Regions from separate parts of the Homo sapiens genome. Here region 2 is linked to region 1. A link is an interaction called in ENCODE POLR2A ChIA-PET data of the cell type or tissue named here. Cell type or tissue: MCF 10A. All regions are shown on one strand. Each heading gives the region's core, and the rest is flanking DNA. Links, peaks and the distances in the headings are about the cores only. Region 1 overlaps THRB (thyroid hormone receptor beta). Region 2 has its middle 91 kb from the start of RARB-AS1.

Evidence for each region. ChIA-PET counts read pairs that join two places held together with the same protein. Peaks named below come from ENCODE experiments on the same cell type or tissue, not always from the same donor. Only the 100,000 strongest peaks of a DNase experiment are listed, where the experiment ranks them.
Region 2: POLR2A ChIA-PET joins it to region 1 with 5 read pairs; 1 of 35 experiments calls an interaction of 5 or more read pairs at or near these places.

The regions. Positions count from the first base shown.
Region 1 is chr3:24,123,542-24,133,006 of GRCh38, reverse strand. THRB (thyroid hormone receptor beta) reads left to right here. Exons shown (of 11, transcript NM_001354712.2): 10 at 5,250-5,508. Among named protein-coding and RNA genes, the nearest start is that of THRB-AS2, 23 kb to the left of the region's middle. In MCF 10A, for the core only: no CTCF peak of the experiment used is centred there; DNase peaks (open chromatin) are centred at 3,316, 4,276 and 4,586.
Region 2 is chr3:25,288,926-25,298,390 of GRCh38, reverse strand. It overlaps a transcript of RARB not described here. Among named protein-coding and RNA genes, the nearest start is that of RARB-AS1, 91 kb to the left of the region's middle. RefSeq lists enhancers at 3,339-4,538, 6,388-6,977. In MCF 10A, for the core only: no CTCF peak of the experiment used is centred there; DNase peaks (open chromatin) are centred at 4,480 and 5,610.

The DNA of each region.
Region 1 (9,465 bases), core at 1,227-9,226:
CTCAGGTGCTCAGGTTTGCCCACATTCAATCTAATCCTTCTAACCGATTTGCAGGGTTGCTTGTATTAACCCCATTTTCAGACGGGGACAATCAAGATCAAAGAGATTAAGTTATCCAAATGTGACATCATGGTTAGAGCCTAGGTCTGTATTCTTCTCAGTGCATATCCCAGTGAGATGACTGTGTGGTCGTTTCTTAATCCTCAAGAATAAGTTAAATGCCCCTCATAGAACCAGGCTCTTAATATCCCCACAAATCTTTCGTCTTTTCCTATAAGCTCACTCTTGCTTGTCCCATCTTCAGGGCACCCTGTAGAGCTGTCCCACCGGAGTTCTTCGACTTTCCCTTTGGGACACTTGAACTTTATCAGGCCTGCCCTGTGGTGGCTGATGCCACAGTCTCTACAGTCAGCTACATGGGCAAGAATCCTAAACAAGTTACCCAATGTCTTCAAACTTCACTTATCTCATCTTTAAAATGGGGATTACAATAATGTCTACCTCTTAGAGCTGTTGAAAGGTTTTTTAAGTGGGATAATATATTTGTAAAGTGATTAGACAGTGCCTGGGTTATAATAAGTATTCCATAGTTTAACTGCTAATACTGCTTTTATTTTATCTGTTACATTTCCATCCTGCCTCTAACCTTCTTCTTTTTTAATCAAATGGGGTTATGTTTTCTGGAAAACTTTAAAAAAATTTCGTAAGATTCTTGTCTCTTGCTCTGTATACCTTCAAGAGGACCCAGAAAGATACCAAATAGAGAGGGTCACGGACAGCTGTGAGCCTCTTAGGTAAGCAGGCTGAGTGATAAGTGATCCTGGTCTCACCTAAAAAGAAGCTAAGTTTCCTCACCTGGAATGACTCCTGCTGCCTTGGCTTCCAGCTCTCTTCTGTCTTTGAGTTTGCAATAATGGGAGCCTAGCTGGAATCAGAGGGACACAGAGACCTCAGACATTATGGGGACACTTCTCATTGCCAATTTCTGAGCCTCCACAGAAGCCATACCCAGAAGGACAGGAAAGTGGGCTTCGGGAAACAGATATCTTGCCCCTAGACCTACCTGAGAGAGCACGTTTGCCTCCCTCTTAGCCCCAGCTTCACTGTGGTGGGGGCCAGGTGTCTTAGTTCAGGCCACTGCAACAGAATACCATAGACTGAGTGGCTTAAAAACAATAGAAGTTTATGTCTTACAGTTCTGGAGGCTGGGACGTTCACGATCAAGTTACCAGCAGATTCACTGTCTGGTGAGGGCCTGCTTCCTGATTCATAGACAGCTGTCTTCTCATTGTGTCCCTTCATGATGGACAGGACAAGGGAGATCTTTGGGATGTCTTTTACAAGGGCACAAATCCCATTCATTAGGGCCCCACTCTCATGACCTCATCACCTCCCAAAGGCCCCGCCTTCAATACCATCACACTGGGGATTAGGTTGCAACATATGGATTTTGAAGGGATACAGACATTCAGTCTATAGCACCAGGGTACCTGATATGCTAGTACCCACAGCCTTGCAGTAGCAATGACTCATACCCCACCCCTAAAGAAGTCAGTAGATACTGAGGAAGGGACTTTGACTTATATCTCTGTGTTGGCCATGGAGCTTCCCATGCCTTTGACGCCTTTTTTAGAAGTAGACATCTATTAACATTTTAGAGGATATTACAAAAATTATACGTATTCATTGAAGGTTTATTTATACAACATAATAAAGGTAATGATTTATGGTAACACTACCACAAGATTTTGGCACCTATTTTAGTCTTTTTTCAAATATTTGTGTGTGTGCACACACACATATACACATACATACATATATATGAAGTATAAAACATATTTAATATAATGCATACCACAATGTACTGTGTATGAAATTATTTTTAACTTTTTATTAAAGAATGTGGATATGTCATAAGAGTGCAGCTCAATAAATTTTTACAAACTGAACCCACCCACATGATCGGCACCAAAAGAAGCAGATCGTTACCAGCACCTGTCACTGTACCAACTTTTTACCTTCAATGGGAGGACATAGCGTTTACATATTTTTTCACAAAATGATTTCCAATGACCACATAGTATTCCAAAGAATACATCTACCATAAATTCTGTTATCTGTTTTTACTGGATCTATAGTTCATTTCCAATTTTTCACTAATAAAAATATGCTCCTGTGAATGTTCTGGCAACTATATCCTGCCCGCATCACTGACTATGTCTGAAGGGTAAAGCCTGGACATGGAATTTAAGGACCGAGATATACAGGCTTTTGATATGTGTTGCCAGAGTGCCCTCGAGAAAGTATGTGCACTCTCACATCTGCACCGAAGGGCTTGTTTCCCCTCACTCTTGCCAGTTCTGGCTGTCATCGTTCTCTTTTGTCTGAGGGGATGGTTTTGTTTTCCTGGACCTCTCTTGGTCCTCTCTCTGGCTGTGTCCCTTTGCCCCCAGTTCTTGGGTCTGAGGAGGAACTCTACTGAGTCTGTCACCCCTACAACTCTAGCCAGCCTGCCAGTCATATGGTACCCTTTGAATGCCACCGCCCCCCCAGCCCCTGAGATGGTTTTTTTCCAGTGTAAAACTCATGTAAACCACTGAAGAGATATTTCAGTTGAAGGAAGAAAACAGAAGCAGCAGCCATCTCCGCCACCAGGAGCAAACACACTGCGCACTTTCATCCACGGCAAGGGCGAGGGGTCAACGTGGAACTTTTCAAGCATGGGTTGTGGCAAGCTTATCTATCCAAGTTTCCCTAAAAGTCCAAGCTGTTTCATTTTTGATTCCATCTCTCCTTCTACCCTGATATCGTGTGGTCTGCCAATTACAAAAGACAATGGTGGCGGGATGGTGGGAGCACCTTTACAGCAAAGCACCTTTGCATGTACTTTCTGTCTTTGAGGCCTCCTGATGACCTTTAGCCTTTTATATTCTCTCTCAAACCCAAAAGAGGTGAATTAACTGTATAGGTTCGTGAGCTACCCATGGAGTGGGCTGGAGATCTCAGGTGGTCTTGAGAGCCAGGGGTCTCTTGCCAGAGGCAGTTTATCACATCTGCTATTCAAACTGTGTTCATGATAATTGTTCTAAGATCCACGCCAACCCACCAAACAAGACTGGCATGACACCAGGGGCTTCACAAGATCTAAAATCATCGCCGGCAGAGCTGCCAAAACAACATGCAAAACCACTCCTAGAGTGCAGGGCCCTGTCGTCTTTGCCAGTCAACCTGAGTGATGCTCTCCTAAGGAAGCAGGAAGAACCTGTGGGAGTATCCCTGCATCTCTGCCTGTCAGGCCCTTGTTGAGTGTTCTCACAATGAAAGCATTTTGGCAGGTGTCTAAGAGATTATTTGCCCACGTGTTGAAACAAATCTCACCAGGATCCTACAAATCCCTCTTAAAGGAAAAGGCATCTGGCCTAGTTTTTAAACCATTGGTGATCCTTTGCAAATACTTATTCAGCTTTTATTTAAATTTGAACTAATCTTCAACAGTTGGTATTTAAACTAGAAATTTGGAAAAGAAAATTTCTACTTCATCTATAATCAGAATTGGTTTCAAAAGTGGGGCCTGCCCCAGTTTGCATACTTTGTGACACATTTTAAAAATAAATGGTTTGATCTGATTAGTAACTTCTTGTTGCTGTTCTATGCTAGTGGTTCTCAAGAGTGGGATCTGTGAACCAGCAACATAAGCATTACCTGGGAACTTGGGGGAAATGCAGAAACTCAGAGGTTGGGGTCAGCAATCTGTGTTTAACAATCAGAACCTAGACAAAAGCAAATCACAGTGCTTTTTAAAAAATGAGCGGAAGGAGAGAATTCATATGTATGGATTCCAGAATCAAATATGCAATGACTTTTATTCTGAAGAAAAAGCCAAGCAGTTTGAAATTAAATGGTAAAGTGACTAGGCTGAGCTAGTAAAAAACATAAAATGCCCAGTATTTTAGATGTAATTCAGTTGTATTACTTTTATATAATAACCTAAATTGGACTGGTTGAGTATTGCCAAGAGCGTTTCCCAAAAGGAATTTGTAACTGCTCTAATGAAGAGACAGATATTAGGTGTAACTCACATATTTGTTGTTTATGGAAACTTAGTCATATCCATGGTAAAAAAAAAAAAAAAAAAAAAAAAAAGAGTTATGTTTCCTTCTTCTCTTGGCATTGGATTCTGACAGATCCAGTTTCAAATCCTAGCCTCACCCATGAAACATTCATTTGACCACCCCCGCCCCCACCCAGCTTGTTACCCTCTCAGTGCCTGGATTTCCACATCTGTAAGTAATATGGAATTAGAATATTTACTTCATTGTACTGCTGTGAAGATTAAATGAGGTGATGCATGGAAATCTGGGCATGATGCCCAATTCATCAAACACACCCATTTACTAATAGCTTTCCAAACTCCTTTGATAATGGCATTTAATTAAATAGTCTCCCCTTCCAGAAAATAAAATTCTTATTTTGCCTATAAGCAAAGGTATTTTTTATTATTAACGTTGCCACATTCTCACAAATCTTAACTAACAGGGTAACCAAATGAGCTTAAAAGGAGATTGCAACACTGGCAGAAAGACCCAGTGTGTTGAGTAATCCTGTGTCTAAGGTGCTGAGAAGAACACAACCTTGGGAGTCAGGAGGTCTGAATTCTGCTCTCCCCTCTGCCTTCAAGTCCCTGGGTGACTTTAGATGAAGCTTATATCTCTGGGCCTCATGGGCAACATGTATCTCTGCCAACAACCCTCTAGCTTTGTGCCAAGAGGCTACAAGAGCAAACGTGCTTCAAAAACCAAAAGGAAGCCCAGTTGCCAGCTAAACAGTAGGGTAAGCTGTTACCTATTCAAGCTACAAGACAAAAAACCAAACAAACAAAAATGGAGAGTTTAACATAAACCCTGCTCTCAAGCAGTTATCAGTTGAAGTTATAATACAAACCCCCAAACTGAGGGGTTATTAGCACAGTTTCACACACGACTGTAATAGCAGTTGGAGAACTGTGTCTGTCATAAAAGCAATGCAAACTCCTGAGGTTAAAGTTGGTGAAGATTACAGTCAACTTTGAGTATGAAAAATGGTTGTCGAAAGTCTGCAGCCAAGTAGGGAAGGGAAAACCATGGGCTCAAAGAATGCAGGACAAATGTTAATCACAGAAGGTTATTCCTATTGCTTTTAAGATACTGTATGTTGTTCCTGACTGGCATTTTTGCATTTGTTCTTTGCTGACATGAACTGGTTCTTTTCAGCTGCCATGTGAAGACCAGATCATCCTCCTCAAAGGCTGCTGCATGGAGATCATGTCCCTTCGCGCTGCTGTGCGCTATGACCCAGAAAGTGAGACTTTAACCTTGAATGGGGAAATGGCAGTGACACGGGGCCAGCTGAAAAATGGGGGTCTTGGGGTGGTGTCAGACGCCATCTTTGACCTGGGCATGTCTCTGTCTTCTTTCAACCTGGATGACACTGAAGTAGCCCTCCTTCAGGCCGTCCTGCTGATGTCTTCAGGTGAGTACGCCTAGACTCGTTAGTGGGCATCCAAAGAGCTTTTGCTTGTCTAGCGCTAATTCCAATCACTTGAGTTTTCAGTCCCCCTTTAGCTTCAGAAACATAGCTCACTCTTCTTCAGTAAGAAATTGCAGGTTTGCCAGTGGACTGGGAACTTAAAGGGGGGGCGTCAGATGTCTGATGCTTTTTGCAGTGTCCCAGGATAGAAAGAAGCCAAAGGAGCCATCTTAAAGACTCTACGAAGTGATCCGCCTTTGGTGGATACTGTGCAGCCCTCTTCGTAGTCTTTGGCCAAACCTGCCTCCTTCTGGTTTGGGGTATGCCAGATATGGATGTGAGTGACCACACGATTGTGTGTTAAGTTCTGTGTGTGGAAACCGCGGATGCAGGCTAGAATTTGTTCATGGCTTAGCTACAACTGAAGTTTTAGTTATCTGTTGCTAAATAGCACACCGACCCAAAACTTAGTGGCTTAAACATCCAAGATGGCTGGAGTTCAGCTGGGACATCAAACACTGGTTCAGGCCTCCCTCTATGCGGCCTTTCCTCCGGCAGGGTAGACTTCTTACTTGGCTGTTGATTTCCAAGAGAAAGAGTCCCAAGCACACGAAAACAGAAGTTGCAGATCCCATGAGGCCCAGTCTCAAATCACACAGGATCCCTTCATCCACACTGGATTGGCCCAAACAAGTCTGAGTGCCAGCCAGGACTCAACGGTCCCCCTGTAGATGGGAGGATAGCACAGAATGGGCAGCCGTCTGTAAGCCACTACACATCAAACCCTTTCAGGGAAGATAATTTTAAATAGAAGTGGTTTCAGAGTCCTCTGCATTTTCAGGGCACCCAAGTGTAGATGTGCTTTGGCACTTGTCACTCTGCACTGTAACTACCTGCTTCACTTGTCCACGTAAGTCCCTGTGGACTTCTTTTTTTTGAGGACATAGATGTGTCTAACTGTACATCCAGCACCTAGGCCAGTGTGCAATAGAATTCAAGAAATGCTTATTGGATAAATGGCTGAATATGTGGATAAAATATCGGTCACAAGTACATCGAGAATTCTTTGTAGAGTTGCTGCTTCCTGGTTAACTCAGTAGGAAATTTTTTTTTTTTAACCTGAGACACGGTCTTGCTCTGTTGCCCAGGCTGGAGTGCAGTGGTGTAAAGACAGCTCATCGCAGGCTTGACCTGCTGGGCTTAGGAGATTCTCCTGCCTCAGCCTCTCCAAGCACACGCCACCACCCCTGGCTAATTTTTTATTGTTTTGTAGAGAGAAACAGGTCTCACTATGTTGCCCAGTCTGGTCTTGAACTCCTGGGCTCAAGTGATCTTCTCACCTCAGCCTCCTAAAGTGCTGGGATTATAGGCATGAGCCACCACGCCTGGCCTAGAATTCTTTTTTTAAAGCTAATCTAGAAATGTATTTACTATAGGAAATTTAGATATGGCAGACTTTTAAAAAAAGAAAGAAATAATTCTTTTTATTATGGAAAATTTCAAGGGTAAGCAGATAGAATAGCATAATGAACTCCCATGTACACTGTGGCACCCAGACTCCAGACCGGCCTCCTACACTCCCCACCACCTCCTAATGTTCACACCTTGGATAATCTCCTGTCCTTCAGTGTGTGCAGGACCTGTACCTTGCTTCTAGCCAAGAGAATATGGCAAATTTGATGTCACCCCTTGTGATTACATTACATAATCTAAGATTCCCTCTTGCTGGCAGACTTGCTCTAGGGACTCTCCGTGCCAGCTTCATGAAGTAAACCGCCATGTGGGGAAAGTTCCCATGACAGGAGCTATAGATGACCTCTAGGGCTGAGGGTGGTCTCCAGTGACAGCCAGCAAGAAATGGGGCCCACAGTCGTTCAGGAGAATTAGTCTCAAAGAAATAAAATTTATAGCTTATCCAAGGACTCCTTGTGTGACTTTGGGTGACCCCTAGCTTCTCTGGACTTCAGTGACCTTTAAAATGAAGAAATTAAGCTACATACACGGGAATTATATTTCTGGAGGGACTCATGGTAATTTTTTTAGCTGAGATTTTAGAGGTACAAAGACAGTTTTAAATAATGTTGAATCACACCACGAGAAAGCTGTTTCTCTGACGGTTTTCTTCCTGGTTATATCTCCTTCCAAATAAGGCAAGGAGAGAGATTCGGTGTGGTGCTAGTCTGCCTTTAACACCTCTCTTGACACTTACCTTCTTTTTTAACAAAGAGAGAGTGGATCTCAGGAGCAATGTTCAGCCAGAACCTTCAGCTCCAAAGTAACAAAGGCTTTTGCCATGCATCTATTTTTGTGGTTATCTTCTGATTTATGTCAAATGGATTTTTATTACTGAATAATAAGATGTTTCCTCTGTAGTGGGTCAGTTTAACAGATTATTAAGCAAATAATCTAAGTAAGGTAGATAAAAGGAAAAGTAGGTGGAGATGACAAAAACTGTGAATGTGATGCCAAACACTATCAAACACCAAACTGAATGATTCTTCCCAGTTCTCTCATGTTGTGAGGCTGACACTGCCTGACAGCTACAGGACAACTTAATAACTTTTCACAATCCACCCTCCCCAGTGATGTGGACCCTCTTCATTAATACTGCCAGGACCAGAAAAATATTACAAGACATTGTGCATTTGGCAAATGATAGCTGCGTGTCAGGGCCCCAAGTCTCCAGTTCTATCATGGGGCCTGATGTTCTAAGCCCCATGTTTTGTGTGCCATTTCGGTTACACAATATCTTAGACTTTTTCTTCAAAGACTTTTCCAAGAGCCACTACTTCTAAGTTCCTTGGTCCCACAGTGCAAAGAGAAAAAATGAAAATGATCTGAAAGACATTTCTTTAAGAACTTTTGTCTTAAGGAGTTAAAATGGTCTTCAGTCTTTAAAATGTTTCTCTCTTCATAAACCTGTTCAGTGTGATTCAAGCATCATCAAAATGTCAATTTGTACTCGCTATGTCATTTACGTGGCCATCTCGTCTTTATCTCTTTGATGCCACAAAACCCACATTATATTTTTCCCTTTGAAAGAACACATCCAAAGCAATAATATGTTGATCTTCTATTTGGGTCAAAAATTAAAGGATCCTGTGGAAAATTCTTGCACACTCAAAGAAAGAGAGAAGATAGGGGAAAGGGAGAGAGGGAGAACCAGCAAATCTGCAGAGCAGCTTCATCAAATATGAAGGAAAACACAAGATAAAAATGCACGAATTGCCATTTGTGCTAAATAGGGGATTCCAAAAGCCCATATGGTTTGTTAGTTTGTTTAGACTCAGAAGGGTGAATTGAGACATTAGCCCTGATCCTTCCTTTCCAATGAAGCAGAACCCTGTTTCGATTCCTATTGATACAGACACCTCAATAATTGGACCTTTGAAGTGTGAATTCATTTGATCAGAGCCACAAAGAACAAACTGAAGAGAACTTAGCAGGGGCACGTTGGGCCTCCTGGAGCTATTTGAGGAATTCATCCGGGTTTATAGATTATTTTTGTCAGCCAAGTGTCTGCAGCCCAACTATTCCCCAGTTGCCCAGCCTCCTTGTGTCACCCCTTTGTTTGCCACTTTTGGAAACTGACTTGAGCCTCTCCCACATACTATGGGAAGCCCAGTAGTCTGCACAGGACTTGGGAAGATTTGCTGGGCTTTCCAGGGTCCCGGTGTCTTCTCACTCCAGCTCCCACTATAGCTGTTCTCTTCTCTGCATGGGGTGACTCTGGCACAGCTCCCCTCCCCTTTTCATTTCAATTCCAAAATCATGACTAATACAAGGCTGCTACTGGTAGCAATTTTACTAAAGGCATAAGGGAAGGGAAAGGCCAGTTCATTGCAGCCTGGAAGACAACACAAAATTAAACATGGTGTTTCTTGGTCCTCAAGGAAATGTCTTACTATTCCGCGTTCCTCCTTTGGCCTCAGGCCTGCTGCAATGTCCCCAGTCCCTTCA
Region 2 (9,465 bases), core at 821-8,820, 1.2 Mb before region 1:
GACCAACACAGTGAAACCCCATCTCTACTAAAAATAAAAAATTAGCCAGGCGTGGTGGCACGTGGCTGTAACCCCAGCTACTTAGGAGGCTGAGGCAGGAGAATTGCATGAAACCGGGAGGCAAGGGTTGCAGTGAGCCAAGATCGCACCACTGCACTTCAGCCTGGGTGACAGAGCGAGATTCCGTCTCAAAAAAAAAAAAAAAAGATTTGGTAGCAACTCTTAATAAAATTACGTGAGTGTTTACATAGTCAAAGTAGTCCTTTTGTAAGCTGCACAAATAAATACTATTCCCCCTACCCTGAACCTCTGCTTTGAAGAAAGAACACATGCTTAGCTGTCTTTTGTCCTATATTACAAAAGAAAGTCCCTTTCTGTGGAATATCTGAATCATTCACTGGCAGTTTCTCAAGGTAAACAGAGTAAATTAAAAATTAATGTTTCTCATATGTATACACACACACATAAGTGAATGCAATTCTTCCTCACCCCACCAGGCATTAAAAGCAGTTGAGCCCATCTGTCATTTCAAAAAGCCTCTAAAAAAGTAGAAATCTAGGACAACATCAAAAAATTTCTGAAAACAACCTCCTGGATAAAGATAAATGTTCTTCCAATGATTTGTCTTGTCAAATTAGTCCCATGCATGAGACTAGACTGGGGAATGAGGGGAAAAAATGGGACCATCTCTTGCTTTTAACAGGGGAGAAAACAAAAAGAAAAAATAAGACTATAATTACGCTGATAAAGGAAAAAAATCCCCACGAAGATCTGCTTTTCCCTGTACATGATTAGCTTTTCTTTATGAATTAGGTTTTTGATAAAAGCTGTTTCAGATTACAAGAAAACAAACAAACCATGATTCTTATGAATTCATATAATGTTACATCTCTGTGGAGGAAGCAGGAATACCTTTGACCAGTCTAAATCCAAGACAAAATTAAAAGTAAGCTGTAAGTCAAAAAAAAAAAAAAAAAAAAAAAAAAAAGAATACCTTCTGAGTACTCAGTTTTTCAAGCAACATCAGGAATAGGGAGGGAAAGGTTGTAGGGCTAAGTGAACTGATTGTAAGCTCCTTTTGTCCTCTAATTCTATGTTTCAGTTATAGGTCTAATTATTCTGCTGGTAAAATATCTAGACCTTAATTCCCTTACTTTATCCTGAGTTATTTGTTAACCATTTGAGAATATGATGAAAGCAATTAATCCTCTCCTAAGATGTACACTTGTGTGGGAACATACCATTTTGCATACCATCACAGAGTTCATGGATTTCCTGAAGTTTATATACATGGAACTCTTATAAGTCTACACAGGCCAGATAAAAGACTTCGGTCTTTAGCCATTGTAGAATCCATTTAGCTCTTTCACAGACACTATCTAGGTAGGAAATGAGAGCCCTACACAAAACTCAAAGTCTCTAGGAATCTTCTCAGTCCACGAGCCTCACGGACTGCCCATGACACTGAAGGCATATCTTCTCACTCCTGCAAAATATCTTGTCCAGGGCAGTTTAGAAGTAAAGCACTGCTAGGATAGCATGCAAGTGAGATGTCTGGCTCACTTAAATATATTATGGATTCAGGCAGGTGAACAAAAGCAATGGGACTTCCAAATTCTAACTAGTAATACATGGACCGGTTCATGGGTCAGAGTTAGAGATCCATTCTGAGAACTGAATTAAACAGTAAACAATTTGGACAGGGAATAAGTTGACCCTCCCAGTTAGAGTGAGGGTTTTTTTCCCCCTCCAGTAATCCAGATAATTTCATTCTTTCTCTGCCAGACCTTTACCACTGAATAATTACAATAATTAAACTAAGAATTTTTGAATGTTTACTACCTGCTGGCTACCATGCTAAATATATTCATGTATGAACTCATTTCAACCTCATGTCGACTTCAAGAGGTAGGTACAATTAAAATCAACATGTTACAGATGATGAAACAGAAGCACAGAGATAATTTGCCCGAGTTCCCAGAAAGCTAGGAAATAGTGAAGTTACTTCCCACCTTTCATTTCCCATGGACATAGATAGCTTAATTTTCCTCTAAGTAGGAACTTCCAGCAAAACCCTAGTTACCAGCTTCTTTGGGGGAAAAAAAAGCCTTTTTGGCAGACTCCAGGCTGCCTTGCCCTTTGAATTTTCTACTGTGGGTTTGAGAGGATCTTTCCTTGTTTCTGGAATACTTCATGATGTATGTGTCTTCTTACCCTCTTCTAAGTTTCTTCTTTCAAGGCTCATCTCAAGTTTTGCCTCTTTTGGTGGATGTCCCTAGGGCTCATTCTATTATGTAAGATTAGGCATCCTTGAACATACTTTGCTTAGACAGTTGATTCAACTAGATCCTAAGTCTCTAATATAGAAAACCATGAAAATTTACTGAGCCAACAAGATGCACTTTTGAGAAACACATTTGGTGTGTGAGGCAAAGCTCCCTTTTCTCTAAATAAATCCTCCATCTCCATATATCCTTGTTCCCGTCCTGATACTTCAGAATTCTCCGTCTAGCTGCTGTGGTAAAGGGCCTAAGGGTCATGGAACTTGTTCTCAACATATTATTTTCTGCTGTTGGTGATCTGCCTTACATTTAGATTGGTATTCATTATCTAGCATGTGAGTGTCTTAGTCAAAACCAAAGGAGAAATAGTCCCATCTTGTCCACATATCACAGCAATAAAAGTGGGCCACTGACATATCGAATCTTAGGCCTGGGAGAATTTTCATTTAATACTTAAAAGAACACAGCCCTACATATTAGGCAAATAAAATAAAAGTGTCATGAGGCTGGGACTCTTTTTAATCCCATCATACAAACAAGAGACCAGAGAGGTTAATGTCTTAGTTTGTCCAGGTTGCTATAACAAAATACCTTAGACTGGGTAATACATAAACAATGGAAAATTATTGCTCACAGTCGTGGAGCCTGGGAAGTCCAAGATCAAGGTACCAGCAGATTTGATGTCTGGTAAAGTTCTGTTCTTCATAGATGGTATCTTCTCACTGCATCCTCACATAGTGGAAGGACAAAGGGGTCTCCCTCAAACCTCTTTTATAGGGGCACTAATGCCATTGATGAAGGCAGAACCTCATCACCTCCCCAAAGCTCCACCTCTTAATACCAACACATTGGGGACTGGATTTCAACATGTGGATTTCTGAGGCACACAAATATTCTGACCATAGCAGTTAAAATGCCCAACAGTCACAAAGCAAGCACAACCAGGATTTGAACACAAGTACTTAAGAGCTCTTGCTCTTAACTACTGTACCATGTTGCCCCTCTAGCATATGAGAGTTACACGGTAAGTGGTAACACATAGTCTATATAATTTGGGTAACATATTACTCTTTTGGGAAAATGGACAGATTGTCTTTCGAGAAAAAAGCAGAAATACTTTTTCCATGAGACACAGCAGGACTAATCACATAGTAAAGGGCTAACTGGGGCACTATTATCTGTGTATACACCTCGATACCCTGTGATAAAGACCAGAGCAGGGTAAAGGCAGGGAATGAATCTGAGAGCAAATCTGCAAAGCTGGTGATTTTTCCTCTTCCTTCCCCCCTCCACTCCCTCTTCCTCCTCTCTCTTCTTTTACAGAAACAGTAGGAGAAAAGACTGGGAGGCCACGAATACATTGCCAAATGACTTCTAGGAAGCTTCCGCCAACGGGCCGTTGGAAGGAGAGAAGCTATGGTCTCTCTCCTCTCTCCCTCTGCCTTAGGTGGCTTCTCCCACAGTGACTGAATTTCCTCTGTGGTTTTAGCTCCCACTGTCTGCCCCAGATCTTAACCTCCAACAGCACCATCTCTTCCTGTAGTCCCTTCAGCCTGGGTTGGGAGAGGGGTAGTGGCTTTCTGTTGTAGCTAATGTCTGGGTGGCCCCATTCTGCAGTTTCCTCTTTTAGCTCTTACATCAACTGTATGACCAACTCCCCATATTCAATTCCTTCTGCTAGAAATAGCTGGAATGGCATTTATTTTTCCTTATTGGATGCTGACTGGTAGAGAGAATGAATTCACTACCAGGACTTGCCTAAGGCCATGCGGTAAGTACTAAAGTTAAGTTCCTGTGGTTCAAATGTCTCTCTTCAAAACCTGGACTTTTCCTACTAGAATATGCTGCTTCTCAGTGAGTACCCAAGGTTTATAAACTTAATTCTTAACGAATGACAACATAATCAACATATGGTGTTTTTTGGTTTATCTCAGTCCTCTTTGGTTTTTTGATTATGCTGATCCTTTTGGCAAGTTCTGACTTGTTCATGGAATTCTTACAGATGTGGAGCTCTTTCCTGGGAAACAGGCTGCATTTTCCTCGGTGAATCCTTCGGTGAACATCCCCTCCTTACCTCCTCCGAAGTTATTGTCTCTGTGATACTTGGGCTGAAGCTAAGAAGGCTTATTCAAAGTAACAAAGCCCTTAGAACAAATGAGAAGGGTGCAGACAACCGATGAGCCATGAGTAGCCACTCCCAGTTACGACACATGTGAAATTGAGCTCCAGCATTCTTGGCTTGAATTTCAAAAATGCAACTAGGTTGTGACCCTGTGAGGCTGGCTAGGGTAGGTGAGCAGAACCAGTTCTTCATTTTGGTGGCAGAGAACAGGCAGAAGACAAACACATACCACCTTTTTAGCCAGAACTCCTAAACCTGAGACATTTCCATTTAATCAGACGAAAGCAAAGATAGAGATACTAGGTGATGATGGTTTTAGGAAAATGGGATTAGTTATTGTCATAGACAGCTGCTTCCTATCTCTGAACTTTTTTTTTTTTTTTTTTTTTAAATGGAGTAACTCTAGCCTCGGGAAATTCTTTTTCTCTTGTCCAGTGTTCTGCAAAATATCATCTGAAATTGGAAAATGCTGTGTTGTATGTTGGGTAATAGGCATTCTTCCCATCGTCAACAATACAATAGCATCAACTACAAAAAGAAGCATTAAAAATGTTAATAACAATGAACGTTTGAGGGCTTGTGATATGCCAGGCACTGGTCTAAGTGGTTCATTATAAAACATCAACTCTTAAGGACTTTATGAAGTAGGTATTATTATAGCCTCATCTTACAAATGACAAAACTGAGTACAGATAGGTGCTCACTGCCCAGACTGACACGGCCAGTAAGTGGCATAACTGGCATTTGAACACTGAAAATTCAGAGCCTTTGCCCACATTTTTAACTACAGTACTGTACTGCTTCTCCGTAACGTATCAGAATACAGATACAGGTATACGGCGAAAAATTCTACATAACGTGTCTGATCTGGTTGCGTGACTGCACAGCCAGGCTGTGAATAACTAGGAGAGCTAATCTTTTGTCTGCATTGGATTCTCAGCCACAGGAAAAAAATTAAAAATAACACACAAAAAACAAAACCAACCTCCTTTACTGAGTGTCTAGGATCTTTTTGGCTCTCGCGGAGAACACATCATGCTTAGTTTGCATTAAATTTTGGGAGCGTCTTCAGTTTCACAGACCCCAAAGGTATTTTCAGGCTGACACTAAGGCAAAAGCTATTTCTAAGTGACCAGCCTCGAATAGGGCAGGACCATGTTTTCTCATAACACAGGCCTGCAGCTAAAATCAAGGGCACGTTTAAACATGCCCATTTTGAAACCAACGCAGGGCTCTTTCTTCCCCACTTGCCAGTGGGGACAGCTGACCATATCAAAGGGAAAGGAGCTCCTGAGGAGTCTAGCTTCTGGAGACTTTGGTTTCTGAGGATTAAGAAAGCTAAAGAGGAAGGCATTAATATAAATCTTTCTTTGCCTAACTCTGTCAGGGATATGAAGCTACATAGAGCAACGCAAGCTCTCTCTTGTTTTAGAAGAACTTTTTCATCTTATAATCTACTTTAACAAAAACTACAAAGGTTTGTTTCTATAGGCTTTTCCCCATCTCTTCTTCCCACCTCAAAGGAAGACGGGGCATAGCATTTGGCTCCCCTCTTTGAGAGAAAGCTCACCATTCACTTAGTGACATGTCCCTGCCCACATGAAAGAAAATGCTGTGTGTGCCCCACTTTGCCTTTAGACTCTGTGACATCGGGGAGGACTTGCTCAATGTGGGACATTTCTTGGACACATTTCCAAATTACATTTTGGTGGGGTGAGGGTGGGAAGGGGCTATCTCACCATCCAATGGCCCTAAACTCGCTGCATCGCCAGCAGTGAAGAACAGTCTTTGTATTTTTGTTAATTTGTCAAATTCTCCTACTGGGGACAAGAGAGCCAACTCTGCTCATCAGCAACCCCTGAAGCAGGGTATTCTTCAAGAAAAGGATGGGGAGTTTGAGAAACAATTAATCTCTATCAAGGTTTGGCAAAAAAAAAAAGTGGGAGGAAGACTCACTACCCCCTTCTCACATGTTAGAAACAACGTTGTATTAAATTGGTAAAATTTTAGTGAGAGGAGTGGTTCTGTCAATCCCCATAAGAGAGGGAAAGTTAAAGTCCTGGGTTAAAGATTAATATTCCAAGTTCAGAACAAAAGGATGTTCTTTTGTGCCTCTGTGCTTATGCCTCTGAATGTAAACATTGTTCTGAGAGCCATTTTTTCTTTGCCAGATCTTTAAAGGGTAATAAATTAGCCCGTGGACAGCCATACAAGCTGCTACTAGATGTGAATGTGAATGTGTCTGAAGAAAAGGCTGACTTTCAATCAAAGTCTATTGAAAGAATGGTTGGATTTTCTAAAGAAGCATGTTGTGCCTATTAACCAACTTACAAAAGGGGCCATTTCCTTGATTTATGTTTGGTTGCTATAGAGATCCTGCAGCCCAGACTGGCAGGTGAAGCTCCCCTCTAACAATCTCAGAGGTTTTTCTTAGTTATCCTCTGAGGCTGAACTGCTGCAGTGGGTAAAAGGCAAACAAGCCGTGTGTGTTCAAAAAAAAAAAAAAAAAAGCAAACATCTGGCTCAAGCATTTTTACCCATATCTCTTAAATTATGACTTATTATATCTGAGACTTAGGGCAAGCATTTTTACAGCACTTGAAAACATGAGTACAAAGAAAAGTTTATTTTTCTATTTGGGACCATTAATGACTGGTTTCTGCAAGTGCAGTTTATTGCTTACATTATTTTACAGAATGCACAGCGTTCCATGCTTGAACTCGAACTGATCTTCAAGAATGAGCTATGCATTCATGACCTGAGGGAAGATATATATGTGTGTATCTATGAGTATATTTGTGTACATTTTTGTGAAGCAGATGGATTATAATCATTGCATGGTAATGCTGGAGGGATATTAAAGATAGTTTTGCCTCAACTCTATATTTTTCAGAAGGGGAAACTGAGGGATTTCAGAAAGATTTGCCCAAGTATGACATAAGTGATCTGTTGTAGGGCAAAATTTGTCTCTTTACCAAAGCTCTTGCCATCATTTCCCTATCATGTGAGCAAGCTCATAGAAAACTTCAGGGTCAGAGAGGTGAGGAGAGGGCTCGAACACTGGCGATGATATAATTTCACTTATAATTCACAAGGAAAACATTATGGCTGGGTCAAAGACTAATCAAAGTTTATGTTCTGGGGAAAGCAAGAGAAGAGGGGAGAGAGAGGGAAAAGCCAAGGACTGAGCAGAGCGCTAAGTGCATCCCTCACTGTCAATGGCCCTTATATATACAGAGAGAGGAAAGACAGCCCAGGACTCCAGTTATCAACCAATAGAGCAAAGTCACTGCAAGGAGGTGAATTGCATGAGCAGGATCACTTCTGACTCCTGAACCTTTTTTACCATGTACCCACTTTGAGTTTCCTAGTATCAGAGATACTCCTTGTAAAGCCTTTTGAACGTTTTAAAGGGACCATGAAGGAATCATCTTCCCCAGTCATGAAGGCGTGTTTCCTGTGTCCCTCCACACAGTGGATTAGTTTGCTAGGGCTGCCATAACAAAACACCATAGACTGGGTGGTTTAAACAACAGAAATCCATTTTCTCATGGTTCTGGAGGCTAGCAGTGTGAAATCAAGGTGCCAGGAGGGTTGCTTCTTCTGAGGCCTCTCTCGAGGGGGTGGTAGGGTCAGTTCTTTGAGTGTCTTTACATGGTCTTCCCCCAGTTCATGCCTGTGTCCTAATCTTGTCTTCTCATAAGGATGTTAGTCCTATTGGATTAATGATTTCATTTTAGCTAGATTGCTTCTTTAAAGACCATATTTCCAAACGTAGTTATGTTCATAAGTCCTGGGGGATAGGTCTTCAACATATAAATTTGGGGCAAGGGGGACATTACAGCCTGTAACACACAGTTAAATGAGATTTCTATGTAAATAGCTCAATGCTTCATTAGCCTAAAGAAAAGGGGAGCATTCTCTAGAAGGTTCTCTTAAATCCCCCAACCCAAGGACTGAGAGGGGGATTTCCACAGGCCCTACCAGTACCTTCCAGAGTCTTTTCCTGATTTCCAGTAAAGTCAGGATTTCTTCCCAGCTCAGAGTTGTGGTGACATCCTTTTAGCCACTAGGAATTCCTGGTAGCCTCATTCCCCACAAAGTCTTAGGGTCTCCGGTTAAGAACTGTTTACTGGTGGCTGGAAAATTAATCCTTTGGTTGATTTCCAAAAATTATCTATGACTTATTCCATTGCTATCCAGTACTTCCAAGAAACCAAAGGGAATAGCCCAGATAGAAAAAAAATCCTTCGCCTTCCTCCCACTCCTTTATTATGCTATAAACATTTGTTAATACAGCAATTATCTTTTGAGTTGTAAAGGCTAAGTAACTACGAGGAAGAAAGGGGTGAAGGAAAAGTGCAATCCTTCAAGCTTAATGAAGTCAAGTGAAATTATTTCAAGTGGATGTGAATTATGGAGAACAGAATCCTCTTTTGCCAAAGTTTAATAAATGATGGCATGCCATTTTGTTGAGCCAAACCTCCTTGCAGCTTGGTTTTGTCAGACAACATATACAAGAACACAATAAAGACATCTGTGGACAGACCTGGCCTTTTGGAAAAGGGAACTCTTTGTGATTGAGAGGTGACTGATGGTAACAGGGAAAAAGGATACTCTGTCTCTTGGATAGCCCCTTGTTAATAAAGCCAGCTTCACTGAGCATTTGCCAAGTGTCCACCATTGTGCTCAGTGCTTTACACACAGATCTCATTTCAACCTCACAGCATCCCCGTGAGGGAGGTCTTACTAACCATTTTGGTGAATGAAAAAACAGGGTGAGACACTCTAAGGAACCTGAATGGGATACCACAGCCTACAGTGGGTGAAGCTGATATTTGAAATTGAAGTTGGCTCTAAATCTGAGCTCTAATCCACTACGTGAAACAGCTGAAAAGGCTTCTCTGCTGGTCCAGGCAACTGCATGCCCTTTGACATTATGAAGCGTTGCCTCAGTGGCGGAACAGTATGAATGAGTTATCATCATTGGTTCATGGGAGTACTGTTCCAGAAATTAAGGTCTCCAAATATAGGTGAAGTATGAGGGCTGGGAAATAGTAG